Linked DNA regions of Homo sapiens: region 2 is linked to region 1. Evidence: chromatin contacts called from ENCODE POLR2A ChIA-PET data. All regions are on one chromosome and are shown on one strand. Each heading gives the region's core, a stretch centred on a gene start or an enhancer-like site at or near the end of the contact. The rest is flanking DNA. Distances are from core to core; before and after follow the strand shown.

Region 1 (3,343 bases), core at 309-2,808:
CAGTTTCCTATTTCAGGGTCAAATGGTATATGCATTTGAAATGTTGGATAGTTTTGACCCCATTGCATTCCCCGTTAAGTTGTATCAACCCGCACGTCCATCAGTGATGTATGAGAGCAGTCAAGATTTTTAGCCAGCTGCCCGGCAGATTCCAATGGACAGAAAACTTTGAGAACCATAACACTGCGGTCAAGGTGCTGCTGTCAGCTTCGGGAAAGCACAGCAGAAGGAAAGTTAGAGGAGGAAGCTTTGCAGCTAGAGGTTAAAGGAGGGTGCCTGGAATAGCACAGCCTGTCAGGGAGTGCCGGCGACTTGACTCCCCACTCTGCGACATCACAGATGATCCAATAAAAACACTTCTGTGTGCTTCCCGAGGAGCGCGGCGCTCATGCCCAGGACCCGTCAGAAGACGCTGTCCTGGAAGGTGAACATTCAAGACTGGGGTCCCCTGCGAGCGCTGACTTTTCACACCTGGCTTGTTCCAGCCAGTGACCCACCTCCTAGCGACTTTGACCCCTGCCAGGGCGAGGAGGAGCTTTTCCAAGGTCATAGTTAAGCATCCCCGGTGAGAACAGCACAACTCTTGGGCTACTCAAAAATAGCATTCTTATTTACTCATGAAATGCCGCTGTGGTATCTGGAAGCTGCTTCAGACTTCCCCGTGGGGTTCATGGAAGGAGTAGGCATAGAGACCACAGAGGCCGGCCTCAGTTTGAGGATCGCTGCAGCAGTGTAATAAATCCACCAGGAGCCATCGTATTTTCTCTCCGTTGGTATACATTTCAAATTTCCCCTAATAAAGGGCTTTGATAAATGTTCCTGATTAAGATACAGAGATGATTAAATGTACCTCGATTCCTTCATGTATTTTATAAAAGCATTTCCGCAGCAGCTGAAAATTTAAAGCACCCATGTTAAACAGAGTTGAAAGCAACTTTTACATGCAACAGGTCCCGCCCTCCCTCATTTGTAGAATACTCCCCCTGTTTCATCTCCTAAAGACAAAATCCATCAAAAACCCTCCTGACAGCCTCCAGATGCCTTGAATTGGCTGTAAAATATTTCAAGGTCTCAGAGTAATTTAATGCCCTATGAAAGTAAAATAAATTGTGTACAAATAATTCAATAAGCTCAGGGAAGTGGGGAAAAAAACATTAAGCATGTCACAGATGGCACCTCCAGGCAGTTTATCAAAGCAAGTTTCATAATTTAACAAAATCATCTTGGCATCACACACAAAGGCCTTCCTGTTTGATCCCTTAATAACACTGCTTAGCACTTTCTGGGGAACTGGCTTCCAGTGCCGGAGCTGTTTCCAAGCATTAGCTAATCAATCATCAAAAGATATTTTTCACGCAGGCAGGCAGAACTCGGAATCCTCACTCGACCACCACGGAAGTGGCCAAGGAAGCTAAGAGGCTTTCCCAAGGTCACCAGTGGGGCAAAGGTCCCGGCTGGGGTCCCAGCTAATGAGTTTCTGGTTTCTTCTGTGCCCCTGACAACGCCTCCTCCTGCCTGGCTCAACCACGTGGCCAGCACCCAGGCGTCCTGAGAGTGCTGGTCGGAGCTCCGGCTTTGAGCTTAGGGCTGAAATGGCCCTTCATCCGGGATAGCAACGTGCTTCTCACAACAGGGTTTCCGAGTCATTTTCCTCTCCCCTGCCCTGGATCTCAAAGGGGACTGGGTTTATTTTCTTTCCCGGAGAACGGAAAGCTTTGCTTTTGGCTAAGGGCCAGGGAATCCGACCCCTGAGTTTTGTCCAGCGACTTACATTTGTTTCTAGTTGTTTGTTTGTTTGGGGAACTATATGTTTAAATTATGGAATAATACGTGCATAGGTTGAAAGGGAAACCTCGCAGAAGGGTTTAAATGTAAAAGAAGAATGACAAATAAAATGAGTGGATGTTCCCGGGGGAGGAGGAGCTTAACTAACCCTTCCTACGCCCCCTCCCCCAGCACTTAGGGACTCACTTCTGCACAGCTCAGGGAAAGGGAAAAGTGGAGACACCTGGCAGATGCCACCTGGTCGCCAAGGTTTACACCTCGTGACTGCCCCATATGATGTGAAGACAAGGGCACGTTGCTTCCGGCGTTCTTCCCTCAAACCCAGTCTAATTGTGACGAAAAGCACCTGACAAACCCCACCTGAAGGATGTTCTATAACATGCCTGACAAACTTGAAAAACAAAGACTGAGAAGTGGCCACAGTCAGGAGGACCCGAAGGAGCCAGGATGACCCTCTGCAGCATGAGCTCCCGACGGGACCCTGGAACAGGAACAGGAGCCTAAGGGGGAACTGGGGACGTTGGAATGAGGTCTGAGGTTCAGACAGTAGTGAGTGCCAAGGCTGGTGTCTCAGCTTTGACAAATGGACATGGGAAGATGAGAGGATAACATTTGGGGAAATAAAACTGGCTAAAGGGTACACGGGAGTTCTCGGTATTAACTTTTTAACAAATTTAAACTAATAAACTTTATTTTTAAGAGTGGTTTTATAGGTTTACAGCCTCGGTACTATCTTTACAATTTTTCTGTAAATCTAAAACTATTGCAAATACATTTGTTTTAAATTTAAAGGTGAAAATTTTCCCCCACCCCTTCCCCTGCCCTATTTGACAGAGATAACTACTGGAACGATTTCTAGAATATTCTTCCAGAATTCTGTGATGCATATACACATCCTTTTTTCTTTTTAAAACCAAGATTAAGGCCGGGCATGGTGGCTCACACCTATAATCCCAGCACTTTGGGAGGCCGAGGTGGGCAGATCACGAGGTCAGGAGTTCGAAACCAGCCTGACCAACGTGGTGAAACCCCGTCTCTACTAAAAATACAAAAATTAGCCAGGCGTGGTGGCGCACACCTGTGATCCCAGCAACTTGGGAGGCTGAGGCAGGAGAATCACTTGGGAGGCTTAGGTTGCAGTGAGCCGAGATCGCATCACTGCACTCCAGCCTGGGTGACAGCGCAAGACTCCATCTCAAAAAACAAACAAACAAACAAACAAACAAGATTGAATCCTCCACTGTATGTTTTTGGTTTCTTGCCTTCTTCATTGAATCTATATCTGGGAGGTACTTTTGTGGAGAATATAGTTGTACTTCATTCTTTCTAAGTGATTTGAGGTCATCTATGGTTACTATGTTCCCATAATTTATTTAAACAGATCCTGATGGGTAGATCAGGCTGGCTTTGTTTACTTGTTGTTATAACAAAACAACGAATCAGGTGTATCACAGAAGTCAATAAACACAAGAAATTTCTTCACTCAAAATCAGCTTCACTCAACATTTTAAAAGTCTAGATAAAGAGGATACCAGGTGTGGTGGCTCATGCCTGTAAT
Region 2 (3,343 bases), core at 538-3,037, 57 kb before region 1:
GGGCCGCTGCGGCCGGAACAGCGGCGGGAACAGGCCCGAGCCCCGGGTGGGCTCGTCCGAGCCGTTGTTGGGCGCCTCCATGCACAGGTAGTTGGGGTCGTTCTTGTTGGGGAGTTTCCGGCAGTCCAGGGAGTCGGGCCACTTGAAGTTGAACTGCTCCATAATCGGGGAGCACTTGAGCCGGGCCTGCTCGCACATGACCCGGCAGGCGGGGATGGGGGTAGAGACCTGCTCGGTGCACATCGGCGCGTACAGCGAGCACAGGAAGAAGCGGAGGTGGCCGTGGCAGCCGTACTCCACCAGCGGCGCGAACTCGTGCAACTGGATGGCTGCCTCGCGCTGGTTCTCGTGGCCCATCAGGTTGGGCATACGAGTCATGTTGTAGCCGATGTCCTTGCACATCGGGATCTCGATGGGCTGGCATTTGCCGTCGCCCGGGCGCTCCATGTCCATGGAGCTGATGGCGGCGCACGAGCCCATCACCTGCAGGACCAGCCACAGGCGGGGGCCCGGGCGCTGCATGCTGGCGTTGGACGTGTCCTCGCGGGGAGCTCCGCGCCCCTCAGCGCCGCCGCTCCCGGGCACGGGCTGCTGCTGGCCCCGGCTCTCCACCCCTGCTCGGGCCCCCGCCCATGCCCGCCCGGCCTGGCCCGAGCGCTGCGCACAGCGCCCCCGGCTCGGCTCTCCGCGCCCGGCGTCCGCCGAGTTGGGGGCCGCGGCGGAGAGCAGCAAAGTTTGCAAACAATACCGGGAAGCGAGGGAAGCCCCCGGAGCTCCCGGCGCAGCGGCCCGGCGCGAGCTCCAACTCACGGCCGCGGCAAACTTCGGCCTCTTCTTGGAGCGCCCAGGTGGCGCGTCTGGAGCGGGCTGGCGGCGCGGGCACACCGAGGCCGGCCCAGCTCGCGGCGCCCCCACAGCCCGGGCGGCTCCTCCCTCCCTGCGCCGGCCTCGGCCGGGACCAGCCGGCAGCTGTTTCGAGGTTTGCGTCCCGGGATGAGAAGACTCGCAAAAAGGCAAAGGGGGGCAGAAAAGCCGAGCGCTGACAGGCCCCGCCCCCGGGCCGCGCGCCCCGCCCCGCCGCTGCTTTGCATGAGAAAGCGCAGCGGCCCGGGGCAGCCTCCTCCCCGCCGCCCCGCCGCGGGCTCCCGGGCCCCGCGGGGGCCGATCCCCCCCGGCCTGCAGCCCAGCCTGCGGGGGGCGCAGCGCCTAGTCCCGCCCGCGTCGCCCGCCAGCCCCGGGACAGCCCGCCTGGCGCGCGGGGCTCTGCGCGCTGCGACCCTCCCCGGCAGTCCCGCCCGCCTCTCCTCGCCCTCTCTCTGCCTGGCCTCCAACTTTGCCTCTCGCTATCCTCTCCGCCGGCGCCCCCTTTCCCGGCGGTCCCCGGGATGGTCCCCGGCACCCCGAGGACGCCGAGGTTACGGGAAGTTCGGGGACTGGCGGGAGAAGGGGTTTGGGGGTGGTCCGCGGCGAGGGGCGCGGGGTGCATCTTCTCTTCCTTTTATGGTGAGTCCCGGGCGGAGGGCGCTTTCAAAGGGAGGTGGGATTTGCGTTTTATAGCCTGGGCCATAAAGTAGGCCCTTGCTTGTAAACCTGCCCGCATCTTCCTGAGGCTGGGGAGGTGCTACCAGCCCCGGGCTCCGGGCTCCGAGGAGGGATTTTCTTTGAAATTTCAAAGAGACGAGCTAAGGGGAGGGGGAGGGGCTCGAGAATCCGGATTTTAGGGCCGCTCATCCGAGGTCTCCTCTAAGAAGGCGGGAAGGGGGAGGGGCGGGAAGCGTCCCGGGACTTTGAACACCGCCTCCCACCCCGCGGGAAGTGCGGGCTTGGTTTGTACCGCGGTGACCCCCGCCCCCTCCGAAGCCGCAGAGCCGGGGCCTCGCGCCAGCAGGGCTGGAGATGCCTTCTTGGCGGCTGAGTTTATTTATTATAGGAAGTCATTCGCTCGTGGGGTATTTATGTGATTTGGCGAGTGATGTGCCCGGCCAGCGCCCTCCTTGGCTGCAGCCCCGCAGGAGGACCCGGAGTAGGGTGGGATGGAGTGGGTCGTGGGAGGAGCGCGTCAGCGCCTGCCCGGGGACCCCCAGCTCCCGCGAGGACACGGAGGCGCGCACGCCGCTCGGTTTTCCTGGAAAGTGGAGAAGGAGCGTCCTGGGCAGGTCCTCTGAGCTCATCCCCCCTCGGATTGGGGCGGGTCTGTGACGGGGTCACTTAGGACACGACGTCCCCCCGCCATTCCCTTCCCCCGCCCAGGGCGTTCGCGGTGGGCGCCCACCGCCAAGCCCCACTGTTCCCAAGGATGCGCCAGGTGCTTCCCGTAGCGTCCTGGGTTGACCCTTAAAAAAACAGCACCCCTAGGAGGTGGCCGGCCCTCTCCTCCCAGGGTCTCTCCGGGTCACGATCTTCCAAAGTTCGGAAACTCGCAGGATCGCGTGTGCAATCTCCCGCTACCTCCCGGGGGGCCGGGGAGAGGTCAGAGGAGCGAGTCCCGCGTCCACCGGCCTCGCTTGCCCCCTGCCCGTTTGAGGATAGTTCCAGGGAGCAGGGTGGAGTGTGCGGACATCTTTGGAGGCAGTGCTGGGGCTTCCCGCGTTGGCGGCGCTCCACCCGGCGTGGGGGGCGGCTGCACGGGCCCCCGCGGTGGGGACGCTGCGCACGGGGCAAGGTCTCCCTAGGAAGCGCCCGGGAAGGAGATGGGGCCCGCCAGGAACCCCCCTCACTGACCAGCTTTCTGCACGCCGTGCAGGAGGGGGCCACTTCCTCGGAGAGTATTGGCTTTTAATTAAAACAAGCCCTACAATTTTTACATCGGTAAGAAACTTGGGGAAATCTCACCTTTCCACTCATTCATTCATCCGTTCAACAGACATTTGAGCGCCCAGAATCCCAGAATTAATAGGCAGGTTCAGGCACCCACCCCTGGGTCGCTGTCCCTGGGTGTCCTGGGTCTCACTAGGAGGTGCTGGAGGAAGTCGGGGTGAGGGAGAAAGTGAAAAAGAAGGTAGAAACTCCGGGCAGTTAGAACACCACCTTCAACTGTGTTATTTCCCAAGTGAAAAGTTGCATGATTTTATTTTTGAAAGACTGCCATTTTTATTATAGTGTTTTTTTTTTTGTTGTTGTTGTTTTTTGTCTAGTGAGTAATTTTTCAGGACCTTTAAATTAAAATTAATTCAGCGGAAATCACTTGGCTTTTCTAGAATTTTCCTGGCAAAGGTCCTTCCTGGGCCCTATTTTCCTTCTTTTCCTTTTTGTGTCTCTCCCTCAGCAACTATTAGAAATATTTAGTGCAAGAGTGAGAGCCAAACGCCGGGAGCTGGGTGTGAGCTATTTGAGAAAGTGCCTC

Evidence for each region. ChIA-PET counts read pairs that join two places held with the same protein, here RNA polymerase II (POLR2A).
Region 2: POLR2A ChIA-PET joins it to region 1 with 13 read pairs in HEK293. The contact joins the promoter of FZD10-AS1 here to the enhancer-like site in region 1. POLR2A ChIA-PET finds 5 or more read pairs at or near these places in 3 of 52 experiments (HEK293, Panc1 and activated T-cell).

What each region holds. Positions count from the first base shown.
Region 1 is chr12:130,102,971-130,106,313 of GRCh38, reverse strand. No RefSeq gene overlaps it. Among named protein-coding and RNA genes, the nearest start is that of LINC02419, 33 kb to the right of the region's middle. Within about 2 kb of position 1,558, at least 3 of the 41 ENCODE cell types and tissues checked have a DNase peak (open chromatin) inside an H3K27ac peak, as active enhancers do.
Region 2 is chr12:130,160,122-130,163,464 of GRCh38, reverse strand. It overlaps FZD10-AS1 (FZD10 antisense RNA 1), which reads left to right and starts at 1,787. Exons shown (of 4, transcript NR_033834.1): 1 at 1,787-2,808. It overlaps FZD10 (frizzled class receptor 10), which reads right to left and starts at 1,001. Exons shown (of 1, transcript NM_007197.4): 1 at 1-1,001. The coding sequence starts at 522. RefSeq lists enhancers at 1,388-1,954, 1,955-2,521.